Linked DNA regions of Homo sapiens: regions 1 and 3 are each linked to region 2. The links are chromatin loops, found by intact Hi-C in ENCODE. Cell type or tissue: Caco-2. All regions are shown on one strand.

The links. Hi-C counts contacts between places; a loop is a spot of excess contacts. Peaks named below come from ENCODE experiments on the same cell type or tissue, not always from the same donor. Only the 100,000 strongest peaks of a DNase experiment are listed, where the experiment ranks them.
Region 1: a loop joins it to region 2, with 6 times the contacts of the local background. A loop is called at or near these places in 1 of 110 quality-filtered maps.
Region 3: it touches region 2 in a loop (7-fold over the local background); 1 of 110 quality-filtered maps calls a loop at or near these places.

What each region holds. Positions count from the first base shown.
Region 1 is chr11:59,678,607-59,682,606 of GRCh38, reverse strand. No RefSeq gene overlaps it. Among named protein-coding and RNA genes, the nearest start is that of PATL1-DT, 11 kb to the right of the region's middle. RefSeq lists an enhancer at 1,729-2,229. In Caco-2, a CTCF peak has its summit at 1,868 (motif pointing right); DNase peaks (open chromatin) are centred at 1,176 and 1,896.
Region 2 is chr11:59,613,802-59,617,801 of GRCh38, reverse strand. It overlaps OSBP (oxysterol binding protein), which reads left to right and starts at 2,028. Exons shown (of 14, transcript NM_002556.3): 1 at 2,028-2,499. The coding sequence starts at 2,138. It overlaps LOC101927226 (a long non-coding RNA gene), which reads right to left and starts at 1,848. Exons shown (of 3, transcript XR_001748237.2): 1 at 1,627-1,848. RefSeq lists an enhancer at 1,566-1,655 and silencers at 1,856-2,155, 2,176-2,395. In Caco-2, no CTCF peak of the experiment used is centred here; DNase peaks (open chromatin) are centred at 1,441, 1,801 and 2,501; H3K4me3 peaks cover 3,193 bases.
Region 3 is chr11:59,774,484-59,778,483 of GRCh38, reverse strand. The region is part of intron 2 of STX3 (syntaxin 3); the gene reads right to left. Among named protein-coding and RNA genes, the nearest start is that of STX3, 21 kb to the right of the region's middle. In Caco-2, no CTCF peak of the experiment used is centred here; DNase peaks (open chromatin) are centred at 133 and 1,823.

The DNA.
Region 1 (4,000 bases), 65 kb before region 2:
CTCGGTACACTATTGTCAGTTGACAGGGTGTTTTTTTCCTTTAGTACTTTGAATATATCATCCTACTCTCTCCTGGCCTACCAGGTTTCTGCTGAGAAGTCCGCTGCTAAGTGTATTGCAAAAGTCCCTTTTATGTTGTTACTTTCTCTTGCTGATTTCAGCATCCTGTCTTTGACATTTACCTTTGACAATTTTATCATAATATGTCTTAGGGTGGTCTTATTAGGATTAAATTTGATTGGTGGCCTATGACTTTCTCGTACCTGGATAATTGTATCTTTCTCTAGGTTTGGAAAGTTTTCTGCTATTATTTCTTTAAATAAGCTTTTTACTCCTTTATCTTTCTCTACTTCCCCTTGAATTCCAATGACCCATACATTAGCTCTTTTGATGTTATCCTATAAATCCCATAAGCTTTCTTCATTCCTTTTCATTATTTTTTCTTGTTTCTCCTATGACAGTATATTTTCTGAAGTGGTGGCCTGCCCCTCCACAACCTGTGGGTGTTTCTCCTCAAGTGGGACGAGAGACTGAGAAAAGAAATACGACACAGAGACAAAGTATAGAGAAAGAAAAGTGGGCCCAGGGGACCGGCGCTCAGCATACGGAGGACCTGCACCGGCACTGGTCTCTGAGTTCCCTCAGTATTTATTGATTACTATCTCTGCCATCTCAGAGATGGGGATATGGCAGGATATAGGGTAATGGTGGGGAGAGGGTCAGCAGGAAAACATGTGAGCAAAGATCTCTGTGTCATAAATAAGTTTAAGGAAAGGTGCTGTGCCTTGATGTTCACATAGGCCAGATTTCTGTTTGACTTTACACAAACATCTTGGTGCATTAAAGAGCAGTATTGCCGCCAGCATGTCTCACCTCCAGCCAGAAGACAGTTTTCTCCTATCTCAGTAAATCGGGTTTTACACCAAGATATTCCATTCCCAGGGAGGAGCAGGAGACAGATGCCTTCCTCTTATCTCAACTGCAAAGAGGCCTTCCTCTTTTACTAATCCTCCTCAGCACAGACCCTTTATGGGTGGCGGGCTGGGGGACATTCAGGTCTTTCCCTTCCCACGAGGCCATATCTCAGGCTATCACATGGGGAGAAACCCTGGACAATACCTGGCTTTCCTAGGCAGAGGTCCCTGCGGCCTTCCGCAGTGTATTGTGTCCCTGGGTACTCGAGATTAGAGAACGGTAATTACTTTTACCAAGCATACTGCCTTTAAGCACTTTTTTAACAAAGCATATCCTGCACAGCCCTAAATCCATTACACCTTGAGTCAACACAGCACAATTATCTGCAAGCACAGGGTTGGGGCTAGGGTTACAGATTAACAGCATCTCAAGGCAGAAGAATTTCTCCTAGTACAGAACAAAATAGAGTCTCTTAAGTTTACTTTTTTCTACATAGACACAGTAACAGTCTGATCTCTCTTTTCCCATTTTCAAATAACCTATCTTCAAGTTCACAGATTCTTTCCTCTGCTTAATTCTGCTATTGATGCTCTCTACTAATATTTTTTAATACTCATTGTATTTTTTAGCTCCTAGATTTCTGGGTTTTTTTTAATTGCAATATCTCTGTTAAATTTCTCTGGTAAATTTTTGAATTGTTTCTCTGTGTTTTCTTGAAGTTCCCTTTAGGGTCAGTCACTGGCATCTTATTTTGTTTGGTGAGGTCAAATTTCCCTGCTTATTCTGGATGCTTGCAGATGTGCGTCAATGTCTGTGTATTAGGTATTTATTCTAGTCTTTGCATTCTGGCTTTGTTTGTGCCTGTTTTACTTCAATAGGCCTGTCTAGAAGTTCTAAGCAGCCTGACTTGTGATTCCTAAGCCTGTGGCTGTTGCAGCCACTTCAGCACTAGAGGGGGCCCTAAGCCCAGGTTCATCACAAGTTTTGCAAGGGCTTTGAGGCTGACACAGCACCCAAGCCAGGATGGACCTGAGGAAGATTGAAGGAAGGTACCTAGGCTGTATAGATAAGCTAGCCAGGGACCCAAGCCCAGAAGACTGTCCCAGTGGCCTGGACAGACACCCCTCCCAGCAGTTCCCTGCACAGGCAGGACAATCCCCACATGTGGAAAGAGGGGCTGGAGCTGAGACTGGGCCCCCTCAAGGGCCCCCATGGAACAGAGGTCAGCAAACCCATCCCATTGGCTTAGGTGGGTGTGGGGCCAGACTTGAGACTGGGTCTCAGAATCTGCTGTTGGACAGAGACTGGAAAGCCCATTGCAGAGGCTCAGATGAATGGGTAACTCCTGTGAGATATGGGCAACTTTCCCTTTGGGAAGCAATTTCCCAGCAAGTAGTACTAAGCTGGGACCACAGCTGAGGAGGGGTGGAGACGAGCCACAAGGCAACTTTCAGGTCCAAGCTGCGAAGACCAACGTCAGCAGGCAGATGAGCCTTCCCTGCTGAGGCACTGGTGTGCATGATTCTTCCTGAACCCCCTGGCAGATGGTTTTGGTGGTAGCCTCAAGGCCAGTAGGGGCTGTTGCCAAGCCCCTTGGGGAATGAGGCCATTTCCCCAGGCTTGAATCTGGGAGCACAGTTGATGGGTCTGCCAACAGGGTATGGGTCTGCACTCTCAAAATCACCCTCCTAGGTCTTAGGCTCCATTGGGCTTCCACAACTTTCTACCTGAATCGTGAGGCTTCCACAAAGAGACTTTTTTGTCTGGATGGGTGAAGAATTCTTATTGTTGGGGGATAAAAGCAGGTGACCTCCTATACCACCATCTTGCTGACATCATTCCAACCCTAGAATCTATTTATCTGTCCAGAAAATTTGCCATGATTAAAAGGTCTGTTGTTCTTCTTCAAGTAGGCTGTGGTGGTTCTATAAAATATGTCCACAAATTCTTTGAAACTCCTCCCTTTACACAGTGGAGCCTAATTCCTCTCCCTTTGAATATGGGTTGTACCTAGTAACTTATTTCTAGTACATAGAATGTGGCAGAAGTGACAGTGTGTGACTTCTGAGGGTGGGTCATAAAAGATATTGTGGCTTTAGCTTCTACCTCAGATTACTCACTGTAAAAGAAGCTACCATGTCCTGAGGACAATCAAGAAGCCCTATGGAGATGCTAATGTAGTAAGGAACTGAGATCTCCTATGAACAGCCAGAGAGGAACTGACACCTCTTGCTAACAGCCATGTAAGTGAACCATCTTGAGGACAGATTCTCCACTGCTAGTCAAGACTTCAGGTGTCTGGAGCCCCAGCCAACATTCAGACTGCAATCTCCTGAAACACTCTGAGCCAGAACCACCTAGCTAAGCTGCTCCCAGTTCCTGACCCCCAAAATCTTTGTGAGATAATAACTTATTTTTGTTTTAAGTGCTTGTATTAGTCCATTTTCACACTCCTATAAAGAACTGCCCGGGACTGGGTAATTTACAAAGGAAAGAGGTTCAATTGACTCACAGTTCTGCATGGCTGGGGAGGCCTCAGGAAACTTACAATCATGGCGGAAGGTGAAGGGGAAGCAACGCACCTCCTTCACAAGGTGGTGGGACGCAGAATGAATGCAGGAGGAACTACCAAACACATAAAACCATCAGATCTTGTGAGAACTCACTTATTATGATGAGAACAGCATGAGGGAAACCACCCCCATTATTCAATTACCTCCAGCTGTTCTCTCCCTTGACATATGGGGATTATGGGGATTAAAATTCAAGATGAGATTTTGGGTGGGGATACAACCAAACCATATCACTGCTAAATTTTAGGGTAGTTTTGTATGCAGCAATATATAACTAACAGCATGTTAGTGAACATAGCCCCAGTTGTCTTGGGAGTTACTGAAATGAACACAGAAACCATTGACATAGTTCACCTAGTGACATCTTCATTATTCATCTCTAAGCAGCACATAAAACACAAACTTAAACCTTAAAATTTTTTCTCATTATACTACCAGAAATCATTTTTTATACCCCAATGACTCATACATACCACATACATACCATAGGCTAAAAAATGGCTCCCCAAATA
Region 2 (4,000 bases):
GGCAACACAACTCACATGTTTGTAGCTATCTACAGTTTATCAAACACATTCAAACGCACTTAATCACAACAGCATCCCTGTGAGGTTTTATTCCTGTTTAACATAAGTGAAAACTGAGACTTGGAGTGCTTAAATAATTTTCTCAAAGTAATAGACCCAGTAAGTAGCAAAAGCAGGACTCAAGCCTAAATGGATTAACTCTAGCTCAGTTAAAAAAAAAATTAATCCCAAATAGCCTACATCTAATAGCAGATTTTATTTTGCTCTACACATTCAGAGAAATTCACTAGTAATGAGCTATACAAATGATCCCTGATAGTAAAAATTGCAGATTTTTAAAGAGTATTCTCTCTCCAGAATTCAATAAATACTTCGCTTCTTTTGAAACGATTTTCTTAAAAAGGATACTTTAATTTATTGACACTGGGAAGCACATTGGCAAAGAAAGTCAATTTCTTTTACAGTATCTAATAGCTATTTCTATTGCCTGTTCAAACTAGCAAAATGTAACAGATGCTAGATTCCCTAAAGTACGGCGCTTTAGGTTACATTTGCAACAATAGCTTACATCTAAATGTTACATTAGTTACTGAATTTGTAATCTTCACAAATGTGTGAATAGTCAGTTGATCAAAAATAACGATTTCCTGCTACAAGAGAACGCATAGCAGAAAATGTTCCCAACACAAAGATAATGTTTGAGATGATGGATATCCCAATTACACTGATTTGATAATTATACATTGAATACATGTATCACAATATCAGATGTATCCCTGAAAATATGTACAACTATATCAGTTTAAAGATATAAAAAAAATTTTCTGTCCAAAGTTAAATATGTACAACTACGATATATCAGTTTAAAGATACAAAAAATAATAATTTTCTGTTCAAAGTTAAGCATATACATGGCACCTATGATGCTAAAACCAAGGGCCTTTAGGTCTGGAAGAGACACATAAAGTCAGGTCCTCGCGAATCTACTTCTGAAGGGGACAGAATCGGTATAGGCATATGACAGTCTAGAATCAAGACACAAGGGGTGTGGAGCGATAAAGAGCAAACAGGGAAGGGAACTAGGGGGACCATGGATCCAGGAAGGGGCTGGAAAAGCTACTTCTGGGCACCCCTGGAATCTGGGTATCCAGCTTCGAGTTAGAAGGGGGTCCTTCAAGAGAGCCTCAGGCGGGGGCTGACTGCCGAGAGTTACTCTGTCCTCCAGGTTCTTCCTAACAAGAAGCTACGAAGTTCTTATTCAGAAAAACGGAACACGACATCACACCCACGTGAAAAAAACGCTTTTAAGAGGCCAAGTCACTTTCACCTCCCACCAACTTGCCAAAGGCTGAAAGCAGGCGGACACGCCCCCAAGCGCTCTTCTCCGATTTCATTGGTTGCCCCGGCCTGCTCCTCATTAGGTCTCTCTCACTGGTCAGCAATGCCGCTTTCACAGCCAATTCTCAGAACCAATCATCTCCAACTATTGCCCCGCCTCTCCACCACGTGAGTGGCATAGGTGCCAACCAATAAAAAAAGAAAATAAGGATGTAAAGACGAGACTCCTTCCCTTTTTCCTCAACTCGTTCAGTAAATGGTAGAAAAGGTGGAGCAGCTGATACCAACCACCAATCCATGAGGGCGGAAAAGGATGATGAGAAGAGCGATGGGAGGGGGTGACGTGGCAGTGACAGGCGCATAAACTGAAATGAATGGCGGAAACAGCAGCCAATCGGCGATCAGATTGGCCGGGCATTCCGCATTCTCCCGTCCTCCCTGAGCGCTGGAAACTTCAGGAAAGCACCAATGAGCTTCCCCAAAAGTCTGATTGGCCTTTATCTGAACCAATCAAAGGTGGGTCTGGCGGACGCGTCCCACCCCAGGCTCTCACTGGGCGCTGTAGAATGACAGGCCCGAGAGAAATGCCAATATCCGCGGGGTCTTCCTCAAGTGACACTCAGCGGCACCAATCGACGTCCTTCTTCCCGGCGGCCGAGCCCTCCTCCCCGCGGCTGGCCGGGCGGGGCGGGGACGCTGCGCGGCGGTGGCTGATGCGGTAGCCGTGTGGGGCGCTCCGGGCGGCGACGGCGGCTCTCGTAGGCGGTTCCGGTCTTGTATCTCCAGGCGGCGGCGGCTCATGGCGGCGACGGAGCTGAGAGGAGTGGTGGGGCCAGGCCCGGCAGCCATTGCAGCACTTGGCGGCGGCGGCGCCGGTCCCCCAGTGGTGGGAGGAGGCGGCGGCCGCGGAGATGCGGGGCCAGGCTCCGGGGCCGCGTCAGGGACGGTGGTCGCGGCGGCGGCGGGAGGCCCGGGCCCGGGGGCCGGGGGAGTGGCGGCGGCTGGCCCGGCCCCTGCGCCGCCGACTGGGGGCTCGGGCGGCTCGGGCGCTGGGGGTTCGGGCTCGGCTCGAGAGGGCTGGCTCTTCAAATGGACCAATTATATCAAAGGCTACCAGCGGCGATGGTTCGTGCTGAGCAACGGGCTCCTGAGCTACTACAGGTAACTGCTTCCGGGGCGCTGTCGCTCACCTTGCCTCCCCCATATCTGCCAACAGTCCCAGCTCCGGCATTACCGCCAGCCGGCACCGCAGCCAGGGTTGCCCCAGGCCCCTTTTCGTCATCTGTGCGGATTGACAGCCCAGGGGTCGGAGCCCACTGTCACGAAAGTGAAAAGCCCCTGGACGTACACCTCCCCTCCCCTCGGGTTACCCACTCTTGGTGCCTTATCTTCCCTTCGCTCCCGGCCTTTCCAGTCATTAGTCGTTTGGAGAGCGTCTGTGCTTCCATTGTATTTCCACCAGCACATGGGTGCAATTATTAATTCTGCAAGCAAGGCACTGGTGTAGGTACTAAGGGAACACATGCAGCAGAACAAACCCGAGGCACTCCTCCCAAGGAACTTACAGTGGAAGTCCCAAGTTGTAGCTGTCAGTGCCCAGTCTCCAAAACTCAAGGTTATTCGTAGCTCTGGATGTACCCGTCCTTGCTCCCTTCACATTCAGACATAAGGGCATCACACACACAGGGTGGCTTCGGTATTCCGTCCCCTTTCTGCCTTATCTCTCCAAGACTTTGCATGTGCTTTGGCCTCTGGACAGCCCAGAATGGAGATGTGCACCCCAGTGCTGCTTTTATTTTTGCTTGCCCCACCTCCTCCCGTGGAAATGATTAAGTGTTTTATCTGGCATTTCTGTGATTTTTTGGTTAGTTAGGATTAACTTTTATTAAAAGAAGAATCCATGTCTTTGGTGTGATTACTTCTGTTCAACAAGGTTTATTTTGGACTGTTTAATATATATTTATGGTGACTCATAACCTGGCCATCACATGGCACGCTTTTGGGCTAAAAAGGATAGAGGAGTTAAGATAGGTGATTTGGGGACAGGGCGTAAACATTTCCTGAGGGCTGGACAATGTGTCTAGGTGTTTTATATACAGTATTTCATTATAGTATTTTGTTGACTCCCAACAACAACCCTAGGAGTTGGGAAATATTCCCATCTTACTGATGAGGAAAACAGACTTAGCATGGGCAACTTTCCCAAGGTTTTTGAGCAGCTGGGATTTGAAACTACTTCTGTTCACACTAATCTAACCTAAAACTCAGGTTAGTGTGAAATGAATCGGTCAGTTACAGAGATAATTGCTTATCAATAGCAAGTAATTTTATGGATCATGCTTACTATGTGTATTTTATGCAAAAAGTATAAAAGTCTCCTTTAAGGGATATTTTGCTTAATGACATTCCAATTGAAATATTTTTTTCCAGAGACCATCCTCTTTGAGACCCAAAACACTGATGTTGAAGAGCAGCTCACTCTATATTTCTTTTCCTTCACCAGGAATCATTCTGCTACCCAGAGAGTTAGGCTGAACAAGTCTCTTTTCCATCAACTCCACTGTATTGGCTCTTAGAGAATTTTGAGGAGAAATTGAAGGTGGGAGTTGGAGGTTGTTGGCAGGAACACATTTTTACCTGTCCTCTTACAGGGCAAAATGCC
Region 3 (4,000 bases), 160 kb before region 2:
ATCATGATGTGTTTGATGGCAATCCTGGCAATCCTGTCCCTTTGCTGAGTACTCACTTTCCTGGTGTCCCTTCCAGCTAAGGAGGCCCACACCATGTGACCCAGTGCTATCCAGGAGGCCACAAGGGAAGTCAGATTGGAGGATCTGGGCAGTTTTCCTCTCTGATGAAAGGACCTTTGGACTTTTCTAGCTGCACCCTTTCTTAATGCTTGCAACGCTGTCACAGGGTGATGCCAAATAGAGCTCTGACTCTGGTGGTTTCAAAACACAGGCAGGTGGGACCTATGTACCGCTCTTTTAATCTGGCAGGCTTGTGACTGCTTCAGTAACAGAGCCAAGCAGAAGTGATGTGCTATGTAACTTCTGTAGCTGGAACACTTGCCTTGCATCCCTGAGCTTCTATGTAACAAGTTCAATAGCCCTAAGTGGGCCAGCTACGAGAAGCCCAAGCCACAGAAAGAAGCCAAGTGTAGGTGCTCTGACTGACAGTCTCTGCTGAGCTTTTCCCTTGAGCCACCCCAGTAAAGGCACCAGACAGTAAAATTTTAAAAGCCTCTACAAGATTCTAGCCTGCAGTTGTTCAAGTCTTCCCAATAAAAGCCCCAGAAATTGTAGAGCAGAAGTAATCCGGACCCACTTTGCCCTGTTTGAATTCCTACTCCACAGAATCTGTCAGCAAAACAAACAGTTGTTTTATACCACTAAATATTGGGGCTATGCTGTGATATAACAATAGATAATCACAGAACAGACTCTCTCTCTCACAATCCTAAGAGAAAAGCCAAGAGGATCACAGTGATGCTGACCTAGAACCCCAAGCTGACCTTTAAACGGCACCATCCCTAACCCCAAACTACTTCATATGCAAAATAATTACATATCTTTGTTGCTTAAGCCACAGTTAGTCAAAAGCATCCCTAAATGATAGGCTACACTGCTGCTCAGGATCACAGATTCAGGTCAAGGCTCCATCGCTGGCTTGCTGGTCTTTCCATTTCAGGTCTTTCGCACCCTCCACAAACTGCCATCGGAGTGAATTTTCTAAAACACACTCTGAGCCCATCACTTCCTTGTTTAAATCCTCGAAGGTTCCCCATCACTTTGCAGTGGTGCATAGCTGCAGTAGGCAACAGAATTATCCGGAAGACATTCCTAAAAATCCAAAAGTCTGAGCCATTCCAGTCCCTAAGAATCAGGTATGTGTATGTGCAAAAAACTCCCCAGGTGATTCTGATGACAAGTCTAGTTAAGAACCAGGGAAATCTTCCCTCACCTTCCTCTCTGCAGGCAGAATTTAACGCTTCCTCTTCTGTGCTCCCATGGTACCTTACTGACACTTTTCTTATCATATAACAACATTTTAAAAATTTCTATCACCCTTACCAGATAAGGAGACAACAGGGGGCGAGAATCCTGTCACAGAACATTGGATCCCCAGCACCTAACATGCTATCTTGAAGACAGTAAGCGCTCAAATACTTTGATGAATAGATAAACGAATACAGAAAAATAAACCCCTAATGTTTCTGCCTCCAAAGGCAGGTCTGTTTCATCTGAACATTACTTTCTGCCAACTGAGCAAACAAACCAAGAAAAATATAGACAACTGCAAATTAGACAAAAATGTGGCGTTTATCATTTACCAGGCTCTGGCTTGATCAGCCAAAGTGGCCTGAAAACCCAAGGGCCAATCTTTTTTTCCAACGATCAAGAAGCTAGAGAAGATACAATGGAATCTGACAGTGCAAATCACATTCTGAAAACACCCTGGTCCTATGACTTCATGTGCACCTTGCAAATACCTCTATGACTAAGCTGTGATTCATGCTCTCAGCAAATAACCAAGGATGACCTCCTGGAACCAGTCCAAACAGTAAGTTTTATCAAGAGTGCTTTCCCAAGAAAGCGACTTAGTTATATAACCTGCAGGGTGTAGTGGGCATGATCACCAGTCACATAGAGGGGGACAATCTCTCATTTCCCCAAATCTCTATTCTCTGAAACATAATTTATCCCAATTTCAACAGTATATCTACACCACATTCTATAAAATAAACTTTGTGGTCTACTTATTCATAAGTACACTGGGGGACAGAAGGGTGATAAGAACATATGTACTAGATGTCAGGCACTGTGATAGGTGCACCCATACCCTTTCTCATTTTATATCCATAAAATCCAACAGGTAATATTCTCTTTTTAGAGAAAACTGGGGTTTAGAGTAGTTAACTTTTCCAAAATTGTACCACTGGTAATGGGCAGAGCTGAGATTCAGACCATGTTAGGTGGGGCCAGAGCCTACTTGATCCACTCCCTCTTACTTCTCCCCACTCCCCCAAGGCCTTATCCTCTCTGTGCTCTATCAGATCCAAGAAAAGAGGAAAGTAACACTGCTGAACCCCATGCTAAGTACTTTCTGAGCATTAGCTCCTTTAATCTCTACCAAATCTATGACATGAATATTTTTCTCCCCAGTTTACAGATAAACCCACTGATACTTGGAACAGTTAAGGAATGTGAACAAGATCACACAGTTAGTGGCAGATATGGAATTTAATTCAAAGATCATGTTCTTTCCACCTCCCCATGCTGTCCCTCTTCTCCACTCTAAATATAAGTTTCACGGGGTTTTTCCCTAAATGACAGACACACACATAACAAAGAGAAAGAAATAAGCAATGCAGCAGCCCTGAAGGTCTTGTTAAATCTTCAACAGCCTCTTCAGAAGTAGCTACCACCCATCCAGTGCTTTTATGTCTGACGATCCTTCCCAGATGTGTGATCTCATATGATCCTCATGGCATCCTTGAAAGGTAAGTACTAACACTCCCAATTTCCAGAGCAGGACATTAAAACTAAGAGATGTTAAGCAACCTGACCAAGGTTACACTGCTACGAAATGCTTGAAAAGTGGACTCAAACCATGTTTTAGAGGCCAAAGCCCACCATCTTCACACCTAACAAAGAGGGTCCTCTCAGGGACCCTCTGACTGGCTCAGAAGAAAAAGGAGAACACAGTTATTGGAAAAGATTCCTTATCTTAGGGAAGAAGTTCTTTAATGTATCTGGTTCTCCAAGGCAGACTGAGATGAGCTAGAAAGACTTCAAACATCTCCTTAAGTCCACCCCCATCACGGAGTGAAAGGATATTGTCCTTCCACGATCCACAATTGGAGTAACACTGGACTCACAAAGCCTAAGTGTTGTTTGATCTCACTATGACTCTGATGGACCCGCCTGTGAGGAGGGTGGGGATCTGTGGAGAGTTTACAGCCAACTTCCCAATCAGGCCAGCACACATTCAAGTTTATTCTTAATTCCTGTTTATTACTCTAACAGATAAATGGGCACGAACCGTCATGCCCCACTCCATTCCTTTCAGAAAAAAAACTGGAGGGTTACTTTTCCACATCCACAGTCTAGAGGATGGGAAGCATCACATTCTCTCTGCAAAAAGAGCACGATACTTCTTGTTTTCTTTCCAGGGGAAATTAAAAACCTAAGAAACCATAGTATGGTGGCAGAAACTTCAACAATAGTGAGCTTTTTGTTTTTGTTTTTTGAATTATCATTCATTAAGCACATATATGCCAGATGCTATGCTGTGTTACAAACATTATTCCTCTTGGTTTTTGTTGTTGTTGTTTGTTTTTGAGACGGAGTCTACCGCTGTCACCCAGGCTGGAGTGCAGTGGCGCAATCTCGGCTCACTGCAACCTACGCCTCCTGGGTTCAAGCGATTCTCCTGCCTCAGCCTCTCGGGTAGCTGGGATTACAGGTGCCCACCACCACACCCAGCTAATATTTGTATGTTTAGTACAGACAGGGTTTCACTGTGTTGGCCAGGCTGGTCTCAAACTCTTGACCTTGTGATCCGCCCACCTCGGCCCCCCAAAGTGCTGGGATTACAAGCGTGAGCCACCACGCCTGGCCTGTCCCTCTTAATCCTTATGCAACTCAATGGGGATTTTTGTTGTTTATTGTTTTTTTCTTTTCTTAC